Linked DNA regions of Homo sapiens: region 1 is linked to region 2. Evidence: read pairs that join two places in POLR2A ChIA-PET (ENCODE). Cell type or tissue: endothelial cell of umbilical vein. All regions are shown on one strand. Links, peaks and the distances in the headings refer to the core of each region. The heading gives the core; the rest is flanking DNA.

Region 1 (15,728 bases), core at 2,786-10,785, 350 kb before region 2:
ACTGAGTCTACTGGAGTCGATCTTGGATTTCCCAGCTTCCAGAAGTGTGACAAAAAAGAATTCTGTTTTTTGAAAGCTACCCGGTGCATGGCATTTTGTTATAGCAGCCAAACAGACTAAGACAATTCTAGAATAATGAAATTTTAATTCTTTGAAATTATATCTCTTATCAAGTAAATTAAGCAGCTCAAATGCAAACTTCCTCATTATTTTAGCTCTTCTTTAATTTTCTACAAAATTTATAAATCTGCACTTCACATTCTACTTCTTGAATATATTCTACGGTGTGTTGTTCTCTTGTTTGTTTTTGCTGTTGCTTTAATTTTTCTTTGTGTTGTTTTGGTGAATAGAGTATTATAAACTCCTTATAGCCACAACGATCTATCTCACATCTTGATATAACCCATAGCACCTAAAACAGTTGAGTGCTTAATGCATATTCATTGGCTTGAGTTGAAGAAAATATCTAAAAAGGACTTGAAAGATCCTATGTCCATTTCCCTGTTTTCAGAATCACACTTATATCACTCTAGAGAGATAAAAACCAGTCCTTCTGGACCTCAGCAAAACCTGAGTCCTGCCCTCTCGCTTTCCTCCCTGGATAGCATGAGCTTCACCACTTGGTCCACCATGTTCTCTACTAACTACCAGTCCCTTGGCTCTATCAAGCCGCCAAGCTATGGCGCCCTGCCAGTCAGCAGCATGGCCAACATCTATGCAGGTGCTGGGGGCTTGGGCTCCCAGATCTCCATGTCCCACTCCACCAGTTTCTGGGGCAACTTGGGGTCTGGGGGCCTGGCTGTGGGGATGGCCAGGGGTCTGGCAGGAGTGGAGGGCATCCAGAATGAGAAGGAGACCATGCAAGGCCTGAACGACTCCCTGGCCTACTGCCTGGACAGAGTGAGGAGTCTGGAGACCAAGAAATGGAAGCTGGAGAGCAAAATGCAGGAGCACCTGCAGAAGAAGGGACCCCAGGTCAGAGATTGGGGGCATTACTTCAAGAACATCAAGGATCTGAGGGCTCAGATCTTTGCAAATACTGTGAGCCATGCCTGCATCGTTCTGCAGATTGACAGTGCCCATCTTGCTGCTGATGACTTTAGAGTCAACTATGAGACAGAATGGTCATGCGCCAGTCTGTGGAGAGCGACATCCATGGGCTCCACAAGATCACTGATGACACCAATGTCACTCAGCTGCAGCTGGAGACAGAGATGGAGGTTCTCAAGGAGAAGCTGCTCTTCATGAAGAACCACAAAGAGGAAGTAAAAGGCCTACAAGCCCAGATTGCCAGCTCTGGGTTGACTGGGGAGGTAGATGCGCCTAAATCTCAGGACCTCAGCAAGATCATGGCAGACACCTGGGCCCAATATGACAAGCTGGCTCAAAAGAACTGAGGGGAGCTAGACTACTGGTCCCAGCAGTTTGAAAAGAGCACCACAGTGGTCACCACGCAGTTCGCCGAGATTGGAGCTGCTGAGAATACACTCACGGAGCTGAGACATACAGTCCAGTCCTTGGAGATCGACCTGGACCCAATGAGAAATCTGAAGCTCAGCTTGCAGAACAGCCTGAGAGAGGTAGAGACACGTTACCCATGTAGATGGAGCAGCTCAATGGGATCTTGCTGGCACACACGGGCAGAGGGGCAGCACCAGGCCCAGAAGTATGAGGCCCTGCTGAACATCAAAGCTAAGCTGGAGGCTGAGATCACCACCTACCACCGCCTGCTGGAAGACAGGGAGGACTTCAATCTTGATGATGCCCTGGACAGCAGCAACTCCATGCAAACCATCCACAAGACCACCACCTGCAGGATAGTGGATGGCAAAGTAGTGTCTGAGACCAATGACACAGAAGTTCTGAGACACTGAGCCAGCAGAAGCAGGATACCCTTTGGGGAACAGGAAGCCAATAAAAAGTTCAGAGGTTAAAAAAAAGTCCTTCTGTTAAACCCAAAAAAAAGTGGTTTCCACCACCTTTAAAGTCAGTCCTGTCTAGTATTAAAAGTACTTACAGAAAGCTGGGTGTCCAGGCATGGTGGCTCACACCTGTAATCCCAACACTTCGGGAAGCTGAGGCAGGTGGATCACTTGAAGTCAGGAGTTCAAGACCTGCCTGGCCAACATGGTGAAACCCTGTCTCTACTAAAAATATAAAAATTAGCCCGGGTGTGATGGTGCACGCCTGTAGTCCCAGCTACTGGGGAGGCTGAGGCAGAAGGATCACTTGAACCTGGGAGGTGGAGGCTGCAGTGAGCAGAGGCTGTGCCACTGTGCTCTCCACTTGCTCCACCACCTTCTTTACCAACTACCGGTCCCTGGACAACAGAGTAAGACTGCATCTCAAAAAAAAGAAAAAAAGAAAGAAAGCTGGGTGTGATGGCTGGCACCTGTAATCCCAGCTACTCAGGAGGCTGAGGCAGGAGGATCACTTGAGGTTAGGAATTCAAGACCAGCCTAAGGAACATAATGAGACCAACCCCATCTCTGGGGAAAAAAAAAAAAGAGAACCGAAAGGAAATTTTATATATATATATATGGAAAATTATGTAAAATATACATTTCATAATTTTATTAATTATAAAATAATTATTTAATATATGAAATATAAAAGGATACATATATCCTTTATCTTAGGGGTCCCCAACCCCAGGGCCATGGACCCAGGCCACATAGCAGGAATTGAGTGGCAGGAAAGCGAGCATTACCACCTGAGCTCTGTCTCCTTTCAGATCAGCAGCAGCATTAAATTCACGTAGGCACACGAACCCTGTTGTGAACTGCACCTGTGAGAGATCTAGGTTGGTGCTCCTTATGAGAATCTAATGCCTGATGATCTGAGGTGGAACAGTTTCATCTCAAAACCATTCCCACCCCCACCCCTGTCCATGGAAAAATTGTCTTCTATGTAACCAGTCCCTTGTGCCAAAAAAGTTGGGGACCACTGCTGTATCTTTTTTATTTTATCCAAAAAGCTGCAAATAGCATTTGCTATAATATATTACAAGACTTATAATACTATTATCTAGAAAATGTACTTTTTAGCCTTTCTTTCTGTAGAATATTAGGGAAAAATCGATGAGATAATTAAAAAGGAAAAAGTGGAAATATTCATGAAATAGGCAGAAACAACTATTAAGAATAGCATTTTAATTCCTGGCATGAGGTTTTAAAGCCCAACATACAAATTTAATTCCTCTTTTAGTACAGTGTTTTTAGTATAATAACACCTTATGACTCAAGAACTGTGTACCTCAAAGTAAATGAAATTGAGGTTCAAAGATATTTCAAGCCATTCAAAATATGAAGGCACCCAGTGACTATAAATTACTAAACTTCTGGCAATCTGTCTCTTTTCCTGACATCCGATTAAAGTTTTATCATATATGGCTATTAATTATTGTTTTGAGCATGGGCTTTGAATTTCACTGAGTTCACCAGCTCTAGACACTTACAAATATGTTTTGCTATAAATTACTGGCACTGTTTCTGTTGATATTCAGCATAATCAAACATTTGTAAGCATGCTGTCTTTTCAATCTGTTCAGCTGATGCACTTTACCTGATCTTTCATTAAAGTAATCAAAACACTTGCTGTGTCGCATCTAATGAATGTTGCATGTATGATTAAGTGCTTTCATTCATATTGCAAGTTTGATTTAATGTAATCTGCCTTTCAGACAGCCATTAGCCTAGTTCCTACATGAATTCGATTAATTGGCTGAATTCTTCCAGATGTCCATTAAGCATTACAGGAATTTCTATGTGGAAACAGCAGGGACTGTCTAGCACAGAAGCAAACAATGAAATGTTATATTGCTGCCATGACTTACAAAAAGCTGGATTCATTTTCATTAATAAAACATCTGTACTCCTGCACAGCTATGCATTGACATGCATTTATTTTATATGTTTATTTCTCTTATGACCGTAAAAAGATAGTTAAACAGAAGCACATTTACTGAAATATAGACCCTGAGTTTAACAGATGCTGATTGACAAAACAGCTCAATTTTTAAGTTTATGGTAGGTCCTAAACGGAAGAAAGTACACTAACAGACACCTGTTTGAAACAGAATTAAAGAACGTCTGGGATTATACCAATAGAAATAAATGTATTAAAATGACATTAAAGGCTGATTTTGAAAATTATTTGATTGTCCTATCCACTCCCAAATCCGTTGGATCTCTTTAACAGAACAGGTCAAATATATCTCTTGCTGGGATGTTCTTTAAGTAGTTGTATCTTCCTCTCTCTCTCTTTTTTTTTTTTTCTTTTGAGACACAGTCTCACTCTGTCACCCAGGCTGGAGTGTGGTGGTGCAATCACGGTTCACTGCAGCCTCAACCTCTCAGGGTTCAGGTGATCCTCCCATCTCAGCCCCCCAGTAGCTGGGACTGCAGGCGTGCATCACCACGTCTGGCTAATATTTGTGGAGTTTTTTGTTTTTGTTTTGGTTTTGGTAGAGATGGGGTTTCACCTTGTTGACTGGGCTGGTCTTCAACTCTTGAGCTCAACGGATCCGCCCACCTAGGCTTCCCAAAGTGCTGGGATCACAGACATGAGCCACCGCTCCTGGTCTTTCTACTTGGTATGTTTTGTTTTGTTTTTTGTTTTGTGTTATTCGAAATGAACAGGGAGAGATTTAGCCTTGAGCAGATCCTAGCTCAGTGCATTTTACCACTTAATACATGCTATTTACAAATCATTTGGGAGATTTACCACAACTAATAATTGAAACAAAAGGTAAGTTTGAAAACAAGCCAGTTTTACACAGGGACAGTTATATATTCTCTAACGTCAAATGTTCATCTTAAAATTAAGAGTACCACACAAATAACTTTTTGTGTTATTTACAAGGATCTACAAATTGGTGCTATCAATTAAAGCTGAAAATCTTATGTTTCATTTCATAATTATATCTCCATTTCATAATTATAAATCATCCCTGCTATAAAGACATATAGTATTGAATTTTTTTTTTTTTTTGAGACAAGGTCTCACTCTGTCACCCATGCTAGGGTACAGTGGCATGATCATAGCTCACTATAGCCTCTAACTCCTGGGCTCAAGTGATCTTCCTGCATCAGCCTTCCAAGTAGCTAGGACTATAAGCGTGCACCACCATGCCAGGCTAATTTTTTCTATGTTTTATAGAGATGGGATCTCCCTCTGTTACCCAGGCTGGCCTGGAACTCCTGACCTGAAGTGATCCTTCCACCTCAGCCTCCCAAAGTGCTGGGATTACAGGAATGTGCCACCATGCCTGGCCTGTAGTGTTGAAATTTAAAAGTAAAATGCCTTTTATCCTTTCTTTACACAATTAGAGACAACATATATACTTGGAGAGAAAGAGAGAAAGTATTTGGGAGGCCAAGGCGGGTCGATCACCTGAGGTCAGGTGTTCGAGACCAGCCTGGCCAACATGGCAAAACCCTATCTCTACTAAAAATACAAAAATTAGCCAGGCATGGTAGTGGGCGCCTGTAATCCCAGCCACTCGGGAAGCTGAAGCATGAGAATCGCCTGAACCCAGGAGGCGGAGGTTGCAGTGAACTGAGATCCTGCTACTACACTCCAGCCTGGGCAACAGAGCAAGACTCCGTCTCAAAAAAAGAAAGAAAGAAAAGAAAGAGAAACATTCCCATTATAAAACATGCATGCAAATCATTAATCATAATATAAATTTATAATTGAACTTTGAAATTTCAAGTTTTACCTGAAATAACTTCTCTATTAGTAGTTTCTACTTCATTGGAGAATTTTTTTAAGTGATTATTACCTACTAGTTTATCCTGAGTAGGTAAAGCTACAGTAACTGAAAGAAGGCCTGTTTTAGGATCAGATCATCAGTCATATATGCCATGTTAATAAGATGATGCCAATTGGGTTTCTATGATGGGGCTTAAATAGGCAATATCAGCCTTGACCAGATTTGTTAGTCAATTTTTTCAGAAAAGAAAATCCTATAAAGGAAAATACTAGTCTTCTTGTTGGTCTTGGTGCTATAATCAGGCTTAAAAATACTAAGCTTTAAAAATATTTGAATGTACCTTCTTTTTCACAGTCATTCAGCAAAAATTCATCGGACACCTACTATGGAAATATAAAGACATATAAGTCACAATCCCTGCACTCATAAGAGAAAGAAAATAGCTAAGTGTATTACATGAAAAGTACCATAATAAAAGTCATTTAAAGTCCTATGACAGCATTAAGGTGGGAGTACTCCCCTCAGTTCCTCAAGCTTCACAGAGGAGTGAACATTTGTGCTATATCTTGAAAGATGAGTAGGAATAAGGTAGTCAAACTAAGAGAAAGGATTGGAGAGTAATAGGGTACCTCAAGCACCAGTAGGGCATGCTGTCATGGGGGTGCATTACTCTCCACTCCAGTTGTTTCCTTTCTTGTCAAGGGACATCCATTAGAGCAATGGTCCTGGACTCTTTCCATCCCTTCACTCATCATTTCTTCCCAGTTGTAGAGGAATTGCTTATTTTAACTAATGAGTTAGGGAGCAGGAACTTGGTATGCTTGACTCAGCCTCAGCCACTTCCTTCCTCCCTCCTCTGTCTGATAGACCTGGTCTGCTCTTGGCCTTACATAAGCTTAGAAATAATTGGTTGCTTATGAGAGATGAGGCCAGTAGTTATCCTGTTCTTCCTGAGACAGGATGGGTAAGTATGTCTAATTCTGGGCTTCAGAATTAAGAAGGCTTTTAGTTTCCATATATAAGCCACATTCTCCAATCTAGGCATTGTTGGTAATAATAGTGATATTTTGTTCTCAAACTGCCTCCTTCAGTTGGTTTAGAACTCAGGCAAGGAACTGGGATGCTATTTGTCGTCCACCCCCTCTTCTCCCCCAAAAAGAAAAACCCTCAAGTAATGTAGAGGCCTAGAGCCATGAAAATCGTGTATTCAGAGTGTTGAAGCATAAAGTGATTGAGAGGAAAGGTGAGAAATGAGACTGGAAAAGTGAGGCCGGATTGTGAAAGACACCAAGCCTTGACAGGAATTCGCTGAAACACTTTGTTACAATGTATAAAGATGGAGATGATATGTCGGAAACTGGCCAAATGCCCAAACAGAGCTTCATTAGATGCGATCCCTTGCTTCTCAGACAGTGACTTTCCAGCTTTATTAAAGTACATTAGAATCATTTGGAAGCCTTGGTAAAATGCAGATCTTGAGCCTCATCTTTAAAGATTCTGATTTAGTATAAGTACAATATGAGTCTCAGGAATCTGTATGTTTAACAAGCTCCCTAGATGATTCTCATGCCATAAATTTTAACTTTTCTTGGCGAAATACTGTTCGAGGGTCTGAGCTAAAACTTTATCATTCTAGAAATTCAGTTTTGTCAGAATAGTCAAAAATGTTCAGATTCATAATCAAGCCCCTGAGATACTTAAATATAAACTAGAGTGCTGACTGATTTAAGTTTAATGCTGACTGATTTAAGAATTAATTAATTAAGAATTTAAGTTTAATGCTGACCGATTTAAGAATTAATTAATTAAGAATTTAATGCTGACTGATTTAAGAACTATAGCTTTAAAAGGACTGGGGTCCTTGGGGCTGTAAAGAACACATCCTCTCTCTGTGGGAAAATCCATATGGGAAGCCACACTGTAACCAAAGATTGCTTGATCACTTTGGATTCATGGCAGTGAGAGTTAGTTGGATCACCATTACTAATGGCATCAAGCTTGTCTGATGTATCCATCTTCACTGTTGAGAATAGACTTGCAAAGGGGATTGGAAGCTGCTAAGGGGAGTGGAAGTTGCTTCCTCTGCCCAGGGCCATGCTGAAGACACACTGAGAAATTCCTGCTCTTGGCCTCTCCTTTTTCTAGTCTCCTTTTTTAACACATTTTTCAGGTAAGATTAAATATAATTGACAAGGTTAAAGATTTAGATATACTAATACAGACACATTTTCTTGAAAATATACTTGTTACCTTGAAAAGAGTTTAGATGCTCCTAGAACTCTACCATTCACAGAGTATTGGTTAGGACTAAATATTTCTATAAATGAATATAAGCTTCATGATGTCAGGGACCTTGACTTCTGGTTCACCACTTTATCCCAAGTGCTTAAAATAGTACCTGACATAAAAGAGTAGTCAATAAAATATATATTTTTGAATAGATGATTAGCCTCATCTATTACATTTTTATTCTTTTCATTTTAATTTTTATTCTCAGAGGCAAACCAATTCCAAAATCTGGGGCTACCTTGCCCCTGCCGCTTATGAATTAACCACACACCTCGACGAAATGCCTAAAGCAAAATCAGCTGCTTTAAAAAAAAAAAATTTGGTTTTTTGTTTCTCACTACTACACTAATGAGGATTAAATTTTTTGCCTTTGTTACACTTTTGTGATTGGGATGTAACATGTTGTCAGAATCTGTTTTCATTTTTACCATCAATCTCTGAGTTTATGTTTTGTGAGTTCCCAACTGGTTAAAAAGAATAGGAAGTCTCTGCTTGCTCAAGAATAAAAAAGAAGAGAAATGGAGATGACTAAATACCATTTCTTCTAGTATTTGTGATAGCCAGCTAAATCTAACGACTTTTTCCTTGACGTGTAAGTGAATATCACCAACCTTCTTCAGAAAAAAAATGTGAGGGGAAGTTCTTTAGCTTCTGAGCTTAAGAAATGTTGATAAATATTTGAAAATTCAACTAATTAAAAATGAAATGCAGCCAGCTAAGCTCCAGTCATTTTTAATTTACAATATTGCTTTGCTTTCGAGGCAATGTAGACAAGTCACAACTTCTTTTGATGCCTGAGGGATTGAAAAAATTAAATCAGCAGGATTGGCTATTGATGTTTTCTAGCAAATGTTTTGAAATCTCTGCCTTTCATCCATCTTGTAGGAAAATAGGATTGCTTTCTGAGCCTTCAAAGATATTAATTCCTTTAATAAATCCTTACTTATGTGTTGAAAACTTCCCACAGTTAGGTTTCTGTAGCAATCTCTACATCGGGGTAAATGTTGCCCGCAGGCAGACTCCCAATTTTTTTTCCAAGTATCATCACTCTTGGTCTGAAACTGGGGCTAACCAACATTACAACAGATTAAACATACCTTCTGTTCAGCCTCTTTTCATAAGATTTCTTTATTATATTCTTTGCAAGGCAAATTTCGTGACAGGCTGTTTGCCTTCCTGGTGATCAGCACTTAATGAGATAAAGCACAAACATAAGCAGTGACTGTCCCAGTTTTGTACTTTGATCCCTGCCTCTCTAACCAATGTGAAAAAAGATAGAGAGCTACCTGAGATTCTTAAAATGCAAAGAATATTTGTCATATAGTAAACCAATCAGAGCTTCATTCAATAACAAGAATAAAAATTGAATATAAGAAGTTAAAAACAAAGCATAGATGTGTGCATGCATGAAAGGTGGGCTTGAGGGGGAAAGGAAGTTGACCATATTGTGAAGATTTTGTGTAGAGCATCTATCTATTTCTCTAATACTTTTCACAACAACAATTGTAGAAAGATAGTAGAAATGAGAAGATAGTACCAAAACTATCAGATGACCCTCTTGAGGACAGCATTATTTCAGAGAGTTTCTTTTATTAAAAGGAGGAAGCATTTATGATGTTGGTTTAAATGTTGTTCTGAGACATTCTCCTTGAAATTCCTGCTTAAGGGATTTAATATTAATGTGCCTCTGCTTAAAAAAAAGTATAAAGTTTTCTCTTTTTTGTCCAAGCCTAAAAAGAAGAATGATAAATAGACTGGCTTTTGTGGGAAAGAAAGAAGCTCAATAATGACAAGTAAATGAGCTAACACCTTTTCCCTGGAGACTAAAGAGGGAGGGACTAGATAGCTTCTGACTATAGAAAGGGAGACGACAAAGGAAAAAAAAATTAGTGCAGTGAGCAGTATTAGGAACGTTTTGAGGGACAGTTTGAGAGCCTGCAACACAGCAGGGTATAGCGTTTCTTTTTCATGAAGAGTCTTTATCTAGCATCCTTGAATTAATAATTTACTTTAGGCTGGTATTTCCTGAAAGTTAAAAATCCTAAGGTTATGAGCCCTAAATAAATAAACAGTATTGTCTTAATACTACTGACCATGAAACTATATATTTAAAGATAAATTTTAGTATTCCATTTTTTCCTATTAAGGTGTAATAATGAAAAATTAAACATTACATTAAATATTCTATTTTTAGAAAAAACATGTTCCTAATTATGTATATAAATGGATAGAACTAGAGATACATATATGTATATGTAATAAGCACGTAATTAGAAAAACTAATCAGGTGTGTACCTTCCTGTTGTCAAAGTCTATCATTTCTTTAAATAGCATGGTCTGCCTTTATTGAGGAAAAATACATAAAAATAAAAATATTAGAATTCCTATAAGTAAATTTTAATTTCATTATTCAAGATGGATCTATGCTTACACTTTACTATAATGCCATCCATAATGGTTTACTCAATGTCAAAAATATATATTATCCTTGATAATTGAACTCTAGAGATCTAGTTGCTAGTTTTTTCCTTTTGCTACTCACCCTCAGTTTCTGATTCCCCAAGTCTGAGAAGAGTTATGAGCATCTCTATTTTTTTATTTTTATTTTTGTGGGTATATAGTAGGTATAAATATTTAGGGGGCTCATGAGATATTTTGATACAGACATACACATCAGGATAAATGGGGTATCCATCCCCTGAACATTTATGCTTTCTTTGTTTTACAAACAATCCAATTATACTATTTTAGTTATTTTTAAATGTACAATAAATTATTGTTGACTGTAGTCACCCTGTTGTATTATCAAATACTAGCTCTTATGGGAGTATTTGGTATTTGGTATTGGAGTATGTACATATGAATATATGTACAAAAATATATTTTTGTACGCATTAACCATCTCAACTTGCTTCCCACTCCTTTCTACCCGTCCCAGCCTCTGGTAACCATCATTCTACTCACTACCTCCCACAAATGAGTGAGAACATGCGAAGTTTGTCTTTCTGTGCTTGGTTTATTTCACTTAGCATAACGTCTATCAGTTCCATGCATGTTGTTGCAAATGAAAGGATCTCATTCTTTTTATGGCTGAATAGTACTCCCTTGTGTATATGAACCATATTTCTTTATCCATTCATCTGCTAAAGGACGCTTAAGTTGCTTCCAAATGTTGGCTATTGTGAATAGTGTTGCAATAAACATGGGAGTGTAGGTGTCTCTTCAGTATACTGATTTCCTTTCTTTGGGGTATATATCTAGCAATGGGATTGCTGGATCATATGGTAGTTCTGTTTTTAGTTTTTTGAGGAACCTCCAAACTGTTCTCCATGTGGTTATACTAACTTATATTCCCAACAACAGTGTACGAGGGTTCCCTTTTCTCCACATTCTCACCAGCATTTGTTATTGCCTGTCTTTTGGATAAAAGCCATTTTAACTGGAGTGAGATGATATCTCACTGTAGTTTTGATTTGCATTTCTCTGATGATCAGTGATGTTGTGCACCTTTTCATATACCTGTTTGCCATTTGTGTGTCTTCTTTTGAGAAATGTCTATTCTGATCTTTTGGCTATTTTTAAATTGGATTATTAGGGCTTTTTTTTTTTTTTTTTTTTTTTGCCCTATAAAGTTGTTTGAGCTCCTTTATATTCTGGTTATTTATCCCTTGTCAGAGGGAGAGTTTGCAAATATTTTCTCCCATTCTGTAGGTTTTCTCTTCACTTTGTTGATTGTTTCCTTTGCTGTGCAGAAGAAGCTTTTTAACTTGATGTGATCCCATTTGTCCATTTTTGCTTTGGTTGCCTGTCCTTGGGGTATTACTCAAGAATCTTTGCCCAGTCCAACGTCCTGGAGAGTTTCCCCAATGTTTTATTTCAGTAGTTTCATAGTTTGAGGTCTTAGATTTAAGTCTTTAATCCATTTTGATTTGATTTTTGTATATAACAAGAAATAGAGGTCTAGTTTCATTTTTCTCCATGTGGATATCCAGTTTTCCCAGCACCATTTATTGAGGAGACTGTCCTTTCTTCAATATATGTTCTTGGCACCTTTGTCGAAAATGAGTTTACTGTAGGTGTGTGGATTTGTTTCTGGGTTTCCTATTTGTTCCGGTGATCTGTGCTTTTATGCCAGTACCATGCCGTATACTCTAATGGTTTAAAAACTATACTACTATATTACTATAGCTCTGTAGTATAGTTTAAAGTCAGGTAATGTGATTTCTCCAGTTTTGTTCTACTTCCTTGGGATAGCTTTGGCTATTCTGGATCTTTTGTGGTTCCATATAAATTTTAGGATTGTTTTTTCTATCTCTGTGAAGAACGTCACTAGTATTTTGACAGGGATTGCATTGAATCTGTAGATTGCTTTGGGTAGTATGGACATTTTAACAATATTGATTCTTGCAATTCAGGAACATGGAATATCTTTCCATCTTTTATATCCTCTTTAATTTCTTGCATCAATGTTTTAGTTTTCATTGTAGGATCTTTCACATCTTTGGTTAATTTCTAGATATTTTATTTGTAGCTATTGTACATGGGATTGTTTTGTTGATTTCTATTTCAGATTTTTCACTGTTGGCATATAAAAATATTACTCATTTTTGTATGTTGATTTTGTATCCTGCAGCTTTACTGAATTTGTTTATCAGTTCTAATACTTTTTTGGTGGTGTCTTTAAGTCTTTCCAGATGTAAGATTATATTATCTGCAAACAAGGATAATTTGACTTCTTCCTTTCCAATTTGGATGCCCTTTACTTATTTTTTTATTTTATTTTATTTTATTTTATTTTATTTATTTTATTTTATTTTATTTGAGGCAGGGTCTCACTCTGCCACCCAGGCTGGAGTGCTTTGGCATGTTCATAATTTACTGCAGCCTTGACCTCCCAGGTTCAATTCATCCTCCCACCTCAGCCTCCCAAGTAGGTGGGACTACAGGTATGTGCCATCACACCTGGCTAATATTTTGTAGAAATGGGGATCTCACTATGTTGTCTAGGCTGGTCTCAAACTCCTGGGTACAAGTGATCCACCCACCTTGGCCTCCCAAAGTGCTGGTATTACAGGTGTGAGCCAGTAATGGCTGTGCCTGGCCCTTTATTTCTTTTCTTGTCTGATTGCTGTAACTAGGACTTCTAGTACTATGTTGATGAAAGTAGGCATCCTTGTGTTCTAGATCTTAGAGGAAAGTATTTCAGTTTCTCCCCATTCAATATGATGGCAACTGTGGGTCTGTTCACATACGACTTTTATTATGTTGAGGTATATTCTTTTTATATCCAGCTTTTTGAGGGTTTTTATCATGAAGGGATACTGAATTTTATCAAATGCTTTTTCAGCATCAACTGAAATGATCATATGGTTTTTGTCCTTCACTCTGTTGATATGATGGATCCCACTGATTGATTTGTGTTATGTTGAACCATCCTTGCATCCCTGGAATAAATCCCCCATGGTTATGATGAATGATCTTTTTAATGTATTGTTGAATTCAGTTTGCTAGTATTTTGTTAAGGATTTTTGCACCAGTGTTCATCAGGGATATTGGCCTGTAGTTTTCCTTTTTGCTGTGCCCTTGTCCGGTTTGGGTATCAAGGTAATACTTACCTTGTAGAATTAATTTGGAAGTATTTCCTCCTCCTCTATTTTCAGAATAGTTTGAGTAGGATTGGTATTAGTTCTTCTCTAAATGTTTGGTAAAATTCAGCAGTGAAGCCATCGGGTCCTGGGGTTTTCTTTGCAGGGAGACTTTTTCTTTTTCCTTTTTTTTTTTTTTTTTAGGAGAGGAAGGGGAGAAAAGAAGAGGGGAGGAACTGAGAGACTTTTTTTTTTTTTTTTTTTTGAGACAGAGTCTCACTCTGTTGTCCAGGATGAAGTATAGTGGCACTATCTTGGCTCACTGTAACATCCACCTCCTGGGTTCAAGCAATTCTCCTGCCTCAGCCTCCTGAGTAGCTGGGATTATAGGTGCCCACCACCACGCCCAGCTAATTTTTGTATTTTTAGTAGAGATGGGTTTTTGTCATGTTGGCCAGGCTGGTCTCAAATTCCTGACCTCAGGTGATCCGCCCACATTGGCCTCCCAAAGTGCTAGGAGTACAGGCATGAGCCACCATGCCCAGCCTGGGAGACTTCGTATTATGGTTTCAAGCTCGTTATTTCTCATTGGCCTGTTAAGGATTTAGATTTCTTCATGGTTCAATCTTGGTAGGTTTTATGTGTCTAGAAATTTATCCATTTCTTCTACATTTTCCTGTTTGATTGCTCATAGTAGCCACTAATGATCCTTTGAATTTCTGCAGCATCAGCTGTAATGTCTCCTTTTTCATCTCTGGTATTAATTTGAGTCTACTCCTTTTTTCTTAGTCTAGCTAAAGGTTTGTCAATTTTGTTTATCTTTTCAAAAAATCAGCTTTTTACTTTGTTGACTTTTCTATTATTTTCTCCATTTCAATTTCATTTATTGGCATTCTGGTCTTTACTTCTGCTAATTTTGGGTATGGTTTGCTTCTGCTTTTCTAGTTATTTAAGATGCATTGTTAGGTTGTTTATTTGAAGTGTTTCTACTTTTTAAAATTTAGGCACTTATAGCTACAAATTTCCCTCTTAGTGCCTTTGCTGTGTCCCACGGGTCTTGTTTTTTTGTTGTTTTTGTTGTTGTTTGTTTGTTTTTTGAGATGGAGTCTCACTCACTCTGTTGCTGGGGCTGGAGTGCAGTGGTGCAATCTCAGTTCACTTCAACCTCCTCCTTCCAGGTTCAAGCAGTTCTCCTGCCTCAGCTTCCCAAGTAGCTAGGATTATAGGCATGTGCCACCATGTCCAGCTATTTTTAATAGAGACAGGGTTTCACCATGTTGGCCAAGCTGGTCTTGAACTCCTGGCCTCAAGTGATCTGCCCACCTTAGCCTCCCAAAGTGGTCTGCCCACCTTAGCCTCCCAAAGTGGTGGGATTACAGGTGTGAGCCACTGTGCCTGGCCAGTATTCCATAGGTTTTGGCATGTTGTGTTTCTATTACCATTTGTTTCAATACATTTTTAAATTTTCTTCTTCATTTCTCATTGACCCACTGGTCATTTAGGAGCATGTTGTTTAATTTCATGTGTTTGTATCATTTCCAAAATTCCTCTTGTTATTGATTTCTAGTTTTATTCCATTTTGGTCAGAGAAGATACTTGATGTAATTTTAATTTTTTTGAATTTTTTTAAGACTTGTTTTGTGGCCTAACATATAGTCTGTGAGAATGATCCATCTGCTAAAGAGAAGAAAGTATTCTGTACCCATTGGAAGAAATGTTCTGTAAATATCTATTAGGTCCATTTGGTTTATAGTGCAGATTAAGACTAATGTTTCCTTATTGATTTTTTTGTCTGGGTGATCTTTCCAATGCTGAAAGTTGGGGGGTCTCCAGGTATTATTGTGTTGGGTCTCTCTCTCTAGGTTGAATAATATTTGCTTTATATGTCTGGGTGCTCCAGTGTTAAATGCATATGTATTTACAATTATATCTTCTTGCTGAATTGACCCCTTTATCATTATATAATGACATTTTTTATTATAGTTTTTTGTCTTGAAATATATTTTGTCTGATATAAGTATAGCTACTCCTGCTGTTTTGTTTTTTTTGTTTGTTTGTTTTTGTTTTCCATTCTGTAACCTTCCTGTATTTTCATGGAATATATTTTTTCATTCCTTTATTTTCAATCTCTGTATGTC
Region 2 (15,728 bases), core at 3,916-11,915:
ATTTCAGATACAGCAGATCCATGTAGAGGTTCGTTACATGGGTATACTGTACCCAGGTAGTGAACACAGTACCCAGTAGGTAGCTTTTCAACCCATACCCCACCCCCTCTAGCAGTCTGCAGTGTCTGTTGTTCCCATGTTTATGTCCATGTATGCTCAATGTTTAGCTCCCATTTATAAGTAAGAACTTGCAGTATCTGCTTTTCTCTTACTGAATTAATTTGCTTAGGATTATGGCGTCCGGCTCCATCCATGTTGCTGTGAAGGACATGACTTTGTTCTTTTTTATGGTTGCATAGCATTCCATGGTGTATAGTACCACATTTTCTTTATCCAGTCCACCACTGATTGGCACTAGGTTGATTCCACGTCTTTGCTATTGTGAGTAGCGCAGCAATGCACATATGAGTGGATGTGTCTTTTTGGTATAATGATCCATTTCCCTTTGGGTATACACCCAGCAGTGGATTCCTGAGTTAAATGGTTGCTCTGTTTTAAGTTATTTGAGAAATCTCCAAGCTGCTTTCCACAGTGGCTGAACTAATTTACATCCCATCAACAGTGTATAAGCATTCCCTTTTCTCTGCAGCCTCATACTGGTACAAAAACAGATATAGAGACCAATGGAACAGAATGGAAAACTCAGAAATAAAGCTGCACACTCACATACAACTGATTTTCGACAAGGCCAACAAAAACAAGCAATGGGGAAAGGAATTCCTATTCAATAAATGGTGCTCAGATAACTGGCTAGTTATATGTAGCAAAATGAAACTGGACCCTTACCTTTCACCACATATCAAAATTAACTCAAGATGGATTAAAGATTTAAATGTATACCCTCAAACTATAAAAATCCTAGAAGAAAACCTAGGAAATACCCTTCTTGACATCAGCCTTGGCAAAGAATTTTTGGTTAAGTCCCCAAGAGCAATTGCAACAAAAACAAAAATTGACAAGTGGGACCTAATTAATTAACTAATTAAACTAAAGAGCCTCTGTATAGCAAAAGAAACTATTAAAGTAAACAGACAACTTACGGAATAGGAGAAAATATTTACAAACTGCATCCAACAATGGTCTAATATCCAGAATCTACAAGGAACTTAATTCAACAAGCAAAAAACAAATAACCCCATTAAAAAACAGGCAAAAGACATGAACAGACACTTCTCAAAAGAAGGCATACAAGTGGCTAATAAACATATGAAAAAATGCTCAATATCACTAATCATCAGAGAAATGCAGATTAAAAGCACAATAAGATGCCATCTCAAACCAGTTAGAATGGCTATGATTACAACATCAAATAATAAGGTGTTTTTTTAACTGCAGGTCACAACACCTTACTAGGTCATGAGATCAATTTAATACAGTTGCAACCAGCATTTCAGGGAGAAATAAACAGAACTAAAATAGAGTGCAACAAATACAGCAAGAGTACATAATTTTTTTATGTATACATTTTTTTTCATTTATAAATGTATTATTACATAAAATGTATATTGTATCTGTGTTGTGTTAAAAAACGCTTAAAAGCCACGGGTAATAGGACTCTGTCACATATATAAAACATGATTTTGCCCCAGGGAGCATTATTAATACATTTTATCAGAGGCCTATAATATTTACCTCTGGTAAGTTTATTAAAGAAAGTGCCAGAACCCAAGTTATAAAAATTAGCTCTAATAGATATTAGATATATCATAAAACTACAATAATCAAAATAGTGTCATACTGTTAGGAATGCAGATTAGTGAATCAGAACAGAAAGTCCAAAAAGAGACCTAAATATTTATATGAAGAATTTGGTATATGCTAAAAGTAACATCCCGCTTTATCCCTAGTGGGGTAAAATATGGGTTGTTAAATGATGTTGACACAATTGGCTAATTAGCTGGGGAGGAAATTAAGTTGGAACTATACCTCACATCAGAAAAAAATTCCAAATGGATGAAAAATTTAGAGAAAAACAACAAAAGTGAAGGGAGCAAAAGGAAGTTTTTTGTGTTTGTTGGCTTTTCAATAACCTTGCAACAGAAAAAATCTTTCTAAATATGAAACCCAGGAGCCATAAAAGGAAAGTCTGACAAATTCGAATATTTTAAAGTATACATAGAGAAAAAAAATAAGCCTCAAAAATTGTAATTTAAATCACAGATGATTTTTCAAATAAAGAGCTCCTAAAATTAATATGAAAACAGTCAATAACTCAAAAAACAGACAAGACAGGAGCAGTTTGCAGAAAATAAATATAAGTGCCTCTTAAACCTATGAAAATATGCTCCACCACACTCCAAGAAAATTGTAAATTAATCCTATACTGCAATTTTATTTTTTTACTTCATATAGGCAAAGATCAAAATGTTTGATAACACACTGAATCTTCAAGGTGCGGAGAAAGAATTCTCATATTTTGCTGATCACAGTATATACTGTTAAAATTTCCATGAAGGCCAATCAAAATTAATATGTCTCCATTGTGCTAGCAATTCAATTTGTGGGAATCTATCTTATATCTATCTTGGAATATGTGAGAAATTACAAATGTGTAAGATGATTCACTGTGACACTTTTGTAATAGTGAAAGATTTGAAACAAGTTAAATACTCGTTAATAGGAGACTCAATGAATAATTAAATTATGGTCATTCCATACAGCTAGAAAGAAGAAAAAAGAGAAGGGGAAGAGGAGAGAGAGGAAGGAGAAAGAAGATAACCTATTTTTCAATCTAGAAATATAAAATGATAGCCCACTATCAACTAGATGAAGGACTGAAAAAGTTTCCCTAAAAAATTCTCAATCATCTAGAATCATGAGCTAAAGATGCATGCTCCCTAGCAGTTAGGTATCATTTCCAAGTATTAATACATTATCCTGTAAATTCCAGATAGAAAAGAATTTACTTACAAGTTTAAAGTTATTTCTTAAATCTTGACTGATCTTTGGAGAAATAGATCTAACTCAGGTAAAGATAGTTTAGAAATTAAATTTCTAGACAGAATCAGCTATATTATTTTTAATCCCACTCTTCTTCCTTTTCATATCATATTCTTACAGATTTATGGAGAATAGCTCAAAGAAAGGGCAAAAGGCAATATATTTTTAATTATAAAATCTTGCTCCCAAATTAGAAAGAAACAAATCAGGCCAAAAAATAAAAAAGGCAGTAACACAGCCTGAGTCCTGCAAACCCCAAAATGCTGTTAACTACTTTAAAAAAAGAAAAAATTCTGCTTTCATTCAAGGAGTTTGTCCATGCTTACACACCCTGGAAATCCCCTCTGCTTCACACCTAACCCAGAATCTGCTCTAAAGTGCCAACACAGTGTCTAACTTCCCTTCGTCCTTGGAAGGAAATGTGTAGAAAATTTAAGCCCCTTCACCGATCAAATCGCTTCACTTCTCTGGGCCTTACGTTCCTCAGGAATAAAGTGGGGTTATTAACACATACTTCGAAGGGCTATTGTAAGGACTCAAGAAAATTAAATGATTTGACTGTAAAAAGTCTATACTATAAAAGCCCCTGTATGTGCTTTAGGTAAATAATAATACCACAAGTTTTACCAATAGTTTGTCAACATTTATAACTCTTTGGGTTTTAACACTGGATACCAGGAAAGTAACTTTGCCTGCTTCCTGTTCCTGACTGAGAAATGGGCTCCGGTCTTCACATGGCAGTAGAGTAGATGAATCCCTGAAAGGACCCATAACCTAACTGCTTCCACATGTATAAGAAAAATATGTCTACATTTCAGTTGTTTCCAGGTATTCTGATTCAGGGGCCAAAAAGACCATTTAGCTTGTCGCCTTCAAAGGGCACTAGACTGAGGTAAGATCGATCCCTTTGTAGTATGCATGTATGCATGGTTCATAAATCATGTTTTTTGGCTGAGGATTGCCTGTAGTGCATCCTTAAGGATTACTTTATGCTTTACAATGTGCATATGTCTTCTGATCTATCCTCAAAACAAACTTGTGAGAAAACAGATGCAGACAGAAAGACCAAATTAATGACAACAAAAAAATACAGAATCTTTATTTCTAATTCCCAGTTTACTAATGACTTCATTGAGTTGAATGAGCTGTTTCCTTTCTTTATAAAGCAGAAACAATTTATCAGTCACTTGCAGAAGCCATCAAGTTTTCAATGTTCCCACAGAAATGAAGCAGAATTTACTACCATCTATACTCAATTCTATTGCTAATTTTTTAAAAAAAGAAAATAGTTTGGGCAATTTTTGTCCTCTTTTAGTGAAAAAAATCGGAAGCAGAGAAGAGAATGAAAAAGGAAAAATTTAAATTCCTGAAATTTCTAGTGCATAAATTCAACAGTAAATCTGACTAATGTTAAATATGTAGACAGTAAATCTTTGTGCACTGCAGTAGTAACAGAGTAGCCTGTGAAAGTTATCCAAGTGGAAAGCAGAAAGGAAATGGGAAGTGATTTTACTCTGAAAGAAAACCAAAAGGTGAAAGAGTCCAACAGTAAATAGGACAGGCAGGAATACTCAGGTAGAAATCTTGGGGATATCCCAGGAACATTCATCAGCTCAAATGACGTGTCTTGTACATCTCATCAGTGGTTTTCCCTCCGCTGTCTAACTTATACAAATATCTGAGTAACTCAAGAGCAACGTACAACTGGAAGATGAGTCATTCCACCAGTAATCAACGAGATTAAGGGAAATTCTATTTTCCTGTGAACTTTGGCACAGTTTGAATCTGTTTCATTATTCCTGCTAGGAATCACTACGAATCCAGGTTTGCACACCTTTTCTTCTGCCATTATCAAGCAAATAATAGTAAGCTAAGTGTTAGGTAATTTCCCATCCTCAGAAAACATACACCAGTCTCATAAGGAGGCAGAATTACCAGTATGGTTAAACAGCAAGTGTTACTGAGTCCAAAGATGTGGGTCTGAATCCTGACTTCATCACTTAACCTGTGTGGTTTCAGCAAGTTACCGAACTTTTCTGAGCCTCAGTTTCCTCATTTGTCAAGGAGAGAAAATACTCATTCCCTCAAAGTTATTGTAAAGATTAACTGAAATGGTAGCTATGACATAATAAATGTAAGCACTGGATTATTTAATGTATAAATAACTGTATTTATTACACACCTACTGGATGCCAAGCATTGTGGAAAATAGGAAAAAGGGTGTCCTGTCCCTCAGAGTTTCTAATCTGGTTGAAATAACAATAGATACTGATATGAAAAACTAAACAACACTAAAAAAAGAACACATAGTATAGGATCAATAGCCAGATGTGTGCCAGGGTTAATAAATGCTACAAGTTCAAAGGAAGAAAAGATAAATGCAGACTACAGGGGTCAAAAAAGGTTGTGTGACAGAAAAGGGACTGAGATAGTCACGAAGGAAAAACAGGATTTGGAGGTAGAAGTATATTTTAGATGAGGGGAAAAAGAAGAGGAAGAAAACACAAAGCAGTCTAGAGCCACTAATTAGCTGGCACTGGCTGACGCACGTGTCTGTAGAGGAGAGTGGCAAGCAATGAGGCCTGAAAAGTAGGCTGCGACCAAACTGGAGGAATTACTTGCAGGGCAGGAATGGGAAACTGCTGAAGGTTTTGAGGCAGGGGAGTAATAGGATTACATCAGTGTTTTGAAAAGAATGACCTGGAGTGCGAGATCCACTGCTGATTAGGAGAGGAGCGTCAACAGCAGCACCGTGGTTCTTCTGTGGATTTCTTCTGTTGGAATCTGGACGACTGGAATGATGGAAATGTGTGGGATTTGCCAATCTCCCAAATCAAGTATCCAGAGAATCAGTGAAGAGAACGTTTGAATTCACACTTACGGTGGTGGGAAATCCAGGAAAGACAACATTAATCAACTCATGATTCCTCATAGATTTGCATTCTCCAGAATATCCAAGTCTTTCTCATAGAATTATTACTAAAAAGACTGTACAGGAGGAACAATCCAAAGTTTTAATCAAGGAAGGTAGTGTTAAGTTGCTGCTCACAATAGTTGATACCAAATAGGATTTGGAGATGCAGTAGATAATAGTAATTGCTGGCAGCTCGTCATCAACTACATTGATAGTAAATCTGTGGACTACCTAAATGCAGAATCACAAGTGAACAGATTTCAGATGCCTGATAACAGGGTGCCGGGTTTATACTTCACTGCTCCTTCAGGACATGGAATTAAACCAGATAATAACTTTAAAACAGATAATGAAAGAAATCTAAGAACTTAAAATATATAAATTTCCAGAAACAGGTGAAGAAGACAACAAGCTTGTTAAAAAGAAGAAGGACCATTTACCTCTTGCTTAGGTAGGTAGTAATACTATATCATTGAACTTAATGGCAAAAGGGTTAGGGGAAGGCAGTATCCTTGGGGTGTTGGTAAAGTTGAAAATGGTGAACATTGTTTTTACAATTCTAAGAAATATGTTGATAACACATATGCACGATTTGAAAGATGTTACTAAATGCCCACTATGAAAGGAGAAAACTGGCAGTTGTGACTTATAATGGAGTTGATAACAAATAAGGGCTTACTAAGAGCCTTCTGGCACAAATGGAAGAAGAAAGAAGGGAGCATGTAGCTAAAATGAAGAAGACGGAGCTGGAAATGGAGCAGGTGTTTGAAATGAAGGTAAAAAAAAAAAGTTCAAAAACTGAAGGACTCTGAAGTTGAGCTCCAATGGCAGTGCCATGAGCAAATGAAAAAGAAGCATAACACAAAGAATTAGAGAAGAAACAACATCAGTTTGAGGATGAGGATGCAAACTGGGAAGCTCAACAACATATTTCAGAACAAAACTCTTTGAGAACCTTCAAAAAGAAAAAGAATAAAGAGATCTTTTAAACTATTGATCAATAGTTACGTATTATTAATAGTTACGAATATCCCAACTTGGACATCAGTGTTTGTTGGATCCATTTGACCAATTTGCACCAGTTTTATCCATAGTGATAGATTTAACAGCATGACAAAAATTATTTTGTTGTTGTTCTTAATGGAGATTAAGATGCCTTGAATTGTTTAGGGTGTTGTGTACTTATTAATAGAAAGTAACAGGCCAGGCACCGTGGCTCACACTGTAATCCCAGCACTTTGGGAGGCCAAGGCAGGCAGATCACTTGAGGTCAGGAGTTCGAGACCAGCCTGGCCAACATGCTGAAACCCTCTCTCTACTAAAAATACAAAAATTAGCTGGGTGTGGCAGCGGGTGCCTGGGTTTTAAACACAAGTTTAGCTTCACTGATCACATAGTTTACAGGAACAATGAATGCTGTGGTTTGGATCTGATCATCCAGCTCTGCTAATCTGGTACTTAATAATCAGTTCTTGTTTACTAATAGTCATCTGACGTTTCTCTGATTGTAAGTGGAGAAGCCTTGTACCATCAACACAATGGTGAATGACTTGGGAAGAAACCACATCCAAAAATATCCACAGGTCTGGCCCATGTTTAGGATAGGCTCCTAAGTATATTTTGAAAAAAATGAACGTCCGGGCGCGGTGGCTCACGCCTGTAATCCCAGCACTTTGAGAGGCCGAGGCGGGAGGATCACGAGGTCAGGAGATTGAGACTATCCTGGCTAACATAGTGAAACCCCATCTCTACTAAAAATAAAAAAAATTAGCTGGGCGTGGTGGCGGGCGCCTGTAGTCCCAGCTATTTGGTAGGCTGAGGCAGGAGAATGGCGTGAACCCAGGAGACGGAGCTTGCAGTGAGCCGAGATGGAGCCACTGCACTCCCGCCTGGGCGACAGAGCAAGATTCCGTCTCAAAAAAAAAAAAAAGAAAAGAAAAAAGAAAAAAATGAACTACCATTATTAGGGCAAGAAATATTGACAACGACTACAAAAAAAGGTATTAATTTATGATAGGAACTTTCACCTAAGTCTAATGATTCCTAAGCATCTACTCTGCGAATAAGTTCTTTTCATTTCCCACTGACATTGTATCTGGGGACACTGTACCTTGATATGGCCTTATCATATTTTCTTGAAAAACACCCTCTGCCTATTTTTCTCATTTTGGAGAATTTTACAGGTTAAATAATCAAGATAAGCATTTATACTGCATGAATCTGCAAAGGAACTACAGTATTTTTATTGATATGACAGAATGCACTTTTGCCATTAGTGGTTTTTCAGTCAGCTTGCAAAGAATCACACTGTTAAAGCAGTGATCAGCCTAGAGAGAAGCCTGCTTTTGAGACAACCTGAGTTATCTGCTAATTCAAAACATCTGAACAAAAATATTCCTGGCACAAATGCAGTGAACTCATTACAAAAACAAAAACAAAAACAAAAATAAAACACCTATGTTTAAATTAGCCCTGTAGGTAGCTCAATCCATATGCATTCCACCCTTCCAATTTTAAGTCTCTGAAAGAAAAGCCAGCACTCTTTTAAACACAGGAAATCACATTTTACTTCTCTGCAGCTGCTTCATAACCAAGGAAAATGCAAAAGCAAAGAGGAAATGTGCCGGAGATCTTATTAACAAAGAGTGGAAATCCCCACACTCCACATCTCCCAGTTAGCACTGTTGGGGACATAGGCTCTCAGGTTCATATTTCCCTTTGTGAAATGCCTAACCACACCAGAATTAATCTGCAGTTGCCACCTATGATAAAAGCAGGGGTTGTGCACACTGGAGTATTCCACATTGCCTCTTCAGCTATAGCTTTTACCACACAATGGATTAACTTGTACAGGATTTTTTCAAACTCCTCCCCTAACCCAGAAAAAAAATGTTAATAACCTCTTTGCAAAGCAAAAACAATGCAGTACAGTAGGAAACCTTTATAGAATTGACTCTGAATCTAAATTAGTTGTTCTACTCTATTAAGAAATTTTATCTTGTGCGTTTCAAAAATGGAAAAAGAAACGTGCAAATGACATGACAATTTTCAGCATTTAAAAAGTATAATTTGCTTTAAGAAGGGGACTTTCATTCTCTATAGTGGTATTTCTGAACTGTTTATATCCTTTCTAATGAATATATACTATTTATATTATAATGAATATATAATATGTTTACTTGAGGAAATCTTTACTATAGGAAGATTAGGAAGATGTTGCTTCTGCATGAAAATCACTAAGAAAGCACTGTTTTATAATCTCCCTTTTCATAACTTCTATCCTGAAAGCATATGTGTATTTGTCAGCTTTTTTTTTTTTTTTTTTTTTTAAATAGACACCAGGTCTCGCTATGTTGCCCAGGCTTGTCTTAAACTCCTGGGCTCAAGCAATCCTCCCACCTCAGCTTCCCGAAGTGCTGGGATTACAGTTGTGAGCCACCACAGCTGGCCCTTTGTTAGCTTATAAAAAAAGATTTTCAAGATGAAAATCTTAAACATATATAAAAGTAGACAGAATAGTATAATAAATCCCCATGAACCCATAAACTAGCTTTATCATCTCATGACCAATCTTGTTTCATATATAACTCCATCTATTCCATCCCCTATTTCCCAGTTATTTTTGAAGCATATCTCAGACATCACATCATTTAATCCATAAATATTTCAGTGTTTAGCTCTGAATCTAAAGAGTTTGGGTCAGGCATGGTGGCTCACGCCTGTAATCCCAGCACTTTGGGAGGCCAAAATGGGAAATCACTTGAGCCCACGAGTTCGAGACCAGCCTGGGCAACATGGTGAAACCCCCTCTCTACAAAAAGTACAAAACTTAGCTGATGTGGTGGCAGGCACCTGTAGTCCTAGCTACTCAGGAGGCTGAGGTGGGATGATCACCTGAGCCCGGGAGGTTGAGGCTGTGGTGAGCTGTGATTGTGCCACTGCACTCCAGCCTGGGTAACAGATTGAGACCCTGCCTCAAAAAAAAAAGAGTTTTAACTCACTAGCATTATTAACCCTAAATAAAAATCAACAAAAATGTCTTAATAACTCCAATAACTGGTGTTCAGATTCCTCTGATTGTTCAAATCAGGAACTAAGGGCCCAATATGATCCATACACTGCAAATGGTTGCTTTATCTCAAATTGCTTTTATCTATAGATCATTGCTCCATCTCTTTTTTTTTTTTTTGGCAATTCATTTATTGGAAGAAACTGGGTTGTCTTGCAGTTTCCCACAGATGGTATTTGGTAATTGTACCCTTGAGGTGTAATTTAACATATTCCTCTGCCCCCTGTATTTCCAGTAAATTAGTAGTGAGCTCTAGATGCTTGATCAGATTCATGCATCTAGATTCAGGTTTGATATTTTCACATACCAAATCCTTAACTCTCCTATTTACTATTTCTTAAAATCTTGAAGAACCACGAGCCAAATTTCAACCTATAGCTAAAAAGTAGTGCTGGTTAATAAGGAGGTGTCATGTGCTCTGCTCAAGACATAACAACTTGGAATTTCTCCCTTTAGATATTAAGGAAAGGAGAAAGGTAGACTAAAGAGCTTCACATCATCAAAACCTCAACAACGATTTGATGCTGCCTTCCTTCCCTCCCAAACTGACACTGTGCTACATACAGACTCTGCACTTTTAATTCACCTAAATCACAACTTCCTGTTCTACTGTGCACTGTCTTTGGGGCTCCACTCTCATCTCTGTTCCCACTAGGAAAAGCTGACCTTATCTAACTTTTCTTAACACATAACTATGTGTTATGTGTTAGTTAGAAAGCCTTAACATTGCAGAGCTGGAGTGGGCTTTGGAGATCATCTGGTCCAACTGTCTCTGTTTAAAGACCAGGAAAAAGAACGAAAGTGCTGAAGTAACTTTTCCAAGGTTATTATAAAGATATATGTTAAGTTAGTTAATATTTATAAAGTACTCATAACAGTGACTAGCTTATAATAACCCTTATATAAACATTTGCTTTTTAAAAAGCAAGTTAAAATTAGTTAAGAAACAGAATTAGTACTTGAGTGAGGACCTCTTAAATTTCTCTAAGAACACAAATAATACTCCCTTCTACTTTGCAGTTTGGGGGAATAATGCACTCTACATATACCAAAATGTTCCAGATAACTGAGGCATGTTCCTTTAAACAACCAATTTTATTTCGTTTTAATCTTTTAAAGTCAAGATAATCCAAGATGGAAACTGTTGTCAGAAATATAGTATACAGTTTCCTTCATCAAATGAAGAACACTGAACACTATCTTATTAAACTTCTCAGTGACCCTTTCATTATGAACACAGGGAAGCTTAATGAATAGAACTCATATTTGGGAATCAGACAGATGTGCATTCAAATCTTAATTCTGTTACTTACAAACCTTGCTTGGCAAGTCACTTAACCTCTCTGAGGTTTAGCAAAAAAGGGGAGGCTGCCTTCCTTGTAGGATTGTCACAAAAATTAGAGATCCCTCTCTCCCCACGGTCTCCCTCTCCCTCTCTTTCCACCGTCTCCCTCTGATGCGGAGCTGAAGCTGGACTGTACTGCTGCCATCTCGGCTCACTGCAACCTCCCTGCCTGATTCTCCTGCCTTAGCCTCCCAAGTGCCTACAATTGCAGGCGCGCACCGCCACGCCTGACTGGTTTTTGTATTTTTTTGGTGGAGACGGGGTTTCGCTGTGTTGGCCGGGCTGGTCTCCAACTCCTAACCGCGAGTGATCCGCCAGCCTCGGCCTCCCGAGGTGCCGGGATTGAGACGGAGTCTCGCTCACTCAGTGCTCAATGTTGCCCAGGCTGGAGTGCAGTGGCGTGATCTCGGCTAGCTACAACCTCCACCTCCCAGCCGCCTGCCTTGGCCTCCCAAAGTGCCGAGATTACAGCCTCTGCCCGGCCGCCACCCCGTCTGGGAAGTGAGGAGCGTCTCTGCCTGGCCGCCCATCGTCTGGGATGCGAGGAGCCCCTCTGCCCGGCTGCCCAGTCTGGGAAGTGAGGAGCGCCTCTTCCCAGCCGCCATCCCGTCTAGGAAATGAGGATAGTCTCTGTCCGGCCGCCCACCGTCTGAGATGTGGGGAGCGCCTCTGCTCCGCCTCCCCGTCTGGGATGTGAGGAGCGCCTCTGCCCGGCCGCCACCCCGTCTGGGAGGTGAGGAGCGTCTCTGCCCGGCCGACCCGTCTGAGAAGTGAGGAGCCCCTCCGCCCGGCAGCCGCCCCGTCTGGGAAGTGAGGAGCGTCTCCGCCAGGCAGCCGCCCTGTCTGGGAGGGAGGCGGAGGTGGGGGGGTCAGCCCCCGCCCGGCCAGCCGCCCCGTCCGGGAGGGAGGTGGGGGGCGCCTCCACCCGGCCGCTGCCCCATCCGGGAGGTGGGAGGCACCTCTGCCTGGCCGCCCCTTCTGGGAAGTGAGGAGCCCCTCTGCCCGGCCACCATCCCGTCTGGGAGGTGTACCCAACAGCTCATTGAGAACGGGCCATGATGATGATGGCGGTTTTGTGGAATAGAAAAGGGGGAAAGGTGGGGAAAAGATAGAGAAATCAGATTGTTGCTGTGTCTGTGTAGAAAGAAGCAGACATGGGAGACTTCATTTTGTTCTGTACTAAGAAAAATTCTTCTGCCTTGGGATGCTGTTGATCTATGACCTTATCCCCAACCCTGTGCTCTCTGAAACATGTGCTGTGTCCACTCAGGGTTGAATGGATTAAGGGCGGTGCAAGATGTGCTTTGTTAAACAGATGCTTGAAGGCAGCATGCTCGTTGAGAGTCATCACCACTCCCTAATCTCAAGTACCCAGGGACACAGACACTGCGGAGGGCCGCAGGGTCCTCTGCCTAGGAAAACCGGAGACCTTTGTTCACTTGTTTATCTGCTGACCTTCCCTCCACTATTGTCCTATGACCCTGCCAAATCCCCCTCTGCGAGAAACACCCAAGAATGATCAATAAAAAAAAAAAAAAAAAGATGGATTAACAAAAAAAAAAGAAGAAAAAAAATTAGAGATAACTGATACAAAGATCCTAGCACAAAGATCTTAGCCTGACACTAAGAATTCAGTAAATGGTAACTATTATTCATTTATTCAACAAATTGAGCATCTTTATGTAAAGCACTATTCTGAGTTATGAGGATACAACAGTGTTCTAAACAGGCATTTAAAAATCCCTACCCTTGTGGTGCTTTCACTCTATACAGAGAAAAGATATATAGTAAAAGCTCTGTGTGTGTGTGTGTGTGTGTGTGTGTGTGTGTGTGTGTATGTGTGTGTGTAGCATGTCAGATAAGTGCTATGGAGAAAAATAAAGCAGAGATGGAAAATAGGGAGTGCTGGCAGATTAGAATGGGGATATGAAGGAAAGAGGGGAATCAAGGATGATTCTGACCTTTTTGACCTGAATAGCTAGAAGGAAAAAGTTGTATTTACTGAGATAGGGAAGACTATACATGTGTATAAAGATCGGGAGTTTGGTTCAGTGGTGATCAGAGGCCTTATTCTCAACATCTCAGCTGCTGCTCTTTCACACTGGTAGTTTTCTCTTCCTTCAGAAGTAAGCTGTCTGTCTTCAGCACCAGTATTACTGTTTCTAATCTAGTATCTTATTTACATTATTCTATTCTCTAAGAAGACCAAATGAAAAAGCAATAAAATCGATACATTTAAGCAATAGCTATAGAAAAACTAAATCAAAAATCCTAGGCAGAATCTTTTAAGAAAAATAACACTAAAAGTGTATCACTCTGGGACGTACCTCACTTCCAAATACTGTTTCTAAAAATTCACTTAGTAGATGATTATAAAGAACTCACAACACTTTTCCCATAAATAAAAATTAATTTAAAAATGGCTTGGTTTCCAAGCCAAATGATGCAATGGGTTATAGTATAACAGTAATAATGCCAACCTGAATCTGAGAGAGAAAAGATCACTCGCTGTAAGAAAGATAAGACTCTCTTGCCCTTAGCACAAGAAAAGTCAAGTATCTCCTTTGCACACTCCCACCTTGTTTCAACCTCCTAAAGGTGACTTTATCCCTCTGTCTCTAGCACACTACTCCACACAAAACTTTCCATTTGAGCACCCCCCTCAGATCAGCCCCTCAAAACGTTCTCTATGAAAAATCACCAACCCAACTCTAAAACAGCAGCAGCCAAACACCCATAGCCACACATAATTTTCATTTCCTTGTAAAGCCAAACTCAGCTAGGCTTTAGGAGGAAAGTACACTGCTTCAAGCTAAATCTCATAAAAAAGCCTGGATCCCAGCTGGTAGAATTTCAGTCAAGTGTTACATAAAAGAAAAAGAATGAAGAAATAAGGAAAACATTTGACATTGGGAAGGCCACTGCTAGGAGTGACCTGCTTGTCCTTTTAACTTTTTAACCTTCCTAAAATTCTGAATTCATTGATTTTTCTAGAAGCTTTACATTTTTGGCCAGAATTCTTGCACCGACATACCTGAATGGTAATTGTTTTAGGGCACCAGAAACCGTGCTGCTGTAAGACAGTAAACTTAATCAATAAATGTTGTGTGACTTCTGATTGCTCCACCAACAGCCATTTCCCCATCTTTCTCCCTCTGTTCAGGCCTCCCTATTACCTGAGACACAACAATACTGAAATTAGGCCAATTAATAATTCTACGATGGCCTCTAGGTGTTCAAGTGAAAGGAAGAGTCTCCGGTCTTACACTTTAAATCAAAAGCTTGAAATCACTGAGCTTAGTGAGGAAGGCATGTCAAAAGCTAAGACAGGGCTGGGCATGGTGGCTCACGCCTGTAATCCCAACATTTTGGGAGGCCGAGGCAGGCGGATCACTTGAGGCCAGAAGTTCCAGACCAGCCTGGGAAACATGGCGACACCCCATCTCTACTAAAAATTAGCCGGTGTGGTGACACATGCCTGTAATCCCCAGCTACTCGGGAGGCTGAGGCATGAGGATTGCTCAACTGAACCTGGGAGGCAGAGGTTGCAGTGAACTGAGATTATGCCGCTGCACTCCAGCCTGGGTGATAGAGTGAGACTCTGTCTCCCCGCCTTAAAAAACAAAACAAAACAAAACAAAAAAGCTAAGATAGGCCAAAAGCTAGGTACCAAACTTTGCAAATGCAAAGTTCTCGAAAGAAATCAGAAGTGCTACTTCAGTGAACAAATAAATGATAAGAAAGCAAAATAGCCTTATTGCTGATATGAAGAAAGTTTTGGTGGTCTGGATGAAACATCAAACCAGCCACAACATTCTCTTAAGCCAAAGCAAGACCTGAATGCTTCAATTCCACAAAGGCTGACAGAGGTGATGAAGCCGTAGAAGAAAAGTTGGAGGCCAGCAGAATTTGGCTCAAGAGGTTTAAGAAAATAAGCAATCCCCATAACATAAAAATGCAAGGTGCCAGTCATGGTTGCTCACACCTGTAATCACAGTACTTTGGGAGGCTGAAGCAAGAGGATCACTTGAGGTCAGGCGTTCGAGACCAGTCTGGGCAACATAGCAAGATCCTATCTCTACAAAAAATTTAAAAATGATCCAGGTATGGTGGTATGCCTGTAGTCCTAGCTACTTGGGAGGCCTAGATGGGAGGATTACTTGAGCACAGGAGTTCGAGGCCCCAGTGGACTATGATCATAGCACCACACTCCAGCCTGGATGACAGAATGAGACACTGTATTAAAAAAAAAAATTAGGCCGGGCGCGGTGGCTCACGCTTGTAATCCCAGCACTTTGGGAGGCCGAGGCGGGCGGATCACGAGGTCAGGAGATCGAGACCATCCTGGCTAACACGGTGAAACCCCATCTCTACTAAAAATACAAAAAAATTAGCCGGGCGTGGTGGCGGGCGCCTGTTGTCCCAGCTACTCGGGAGGCTGAGGCAGGAGAATGGCGTGA

The links. ChIA-PET counts read pairs that join two places held together with the same protein. Peaks named below come from ENCODE experiments on the same cell type or tissue, not always from the same donor. Only the 100,000 strongest peaks of a DNase experiment are listed, where the experiment ranks them.
Region 1: POLR2A ChIA-PET joins it to region 2 with 6 read pairs; 1 of 35 experiments calls an interaction of 5 or more read pairs at or near these places.

What each region holds. Positions count from the first base shown.
Region 1 is chr14:35,497,968-35,513,695 of GRCh38, reverse strand. It overlaps the pseudogene KRT18P6. Among named protein-coding and RNA genes, the nearest start is that of INSM2, 28 kb to the left of the region's middle. In endothelial cell of umbilical vein, for the core only: no CTCF peak of the experiment used is centred there; a DNase peak (open chromatin) is centred at 6,545; H3K27ac peaks cover 1,060 bases.
Region 2 is chr14:35,149,016-35,164,743 of GRCh38, reverse strand. All of the region lies in intron 4 of PRORP (protein only RNase P catalytic subunit), which reads right to left. All of the region lies in intron 4 of PRORP-PSMA6 (PRORP-PSMA6 readthrough), which reads right to left. It also overlaps the pseudogene SEPTIN7P1. Among named protein-coding and RNA genes, the nearest start is that of PRORP, 34 kb to the right of the region's middle. RefSeq lists enhancers at 4,507-4,801, 11,358-11,859. In endothelial cell of umbilical vein, for the core only: no CTCF peak of the experiment used is centred there; DNase peaks (open chromatin) are centred at 4,613 and 8,513; H3K27ac peaks cover 1,835 bases.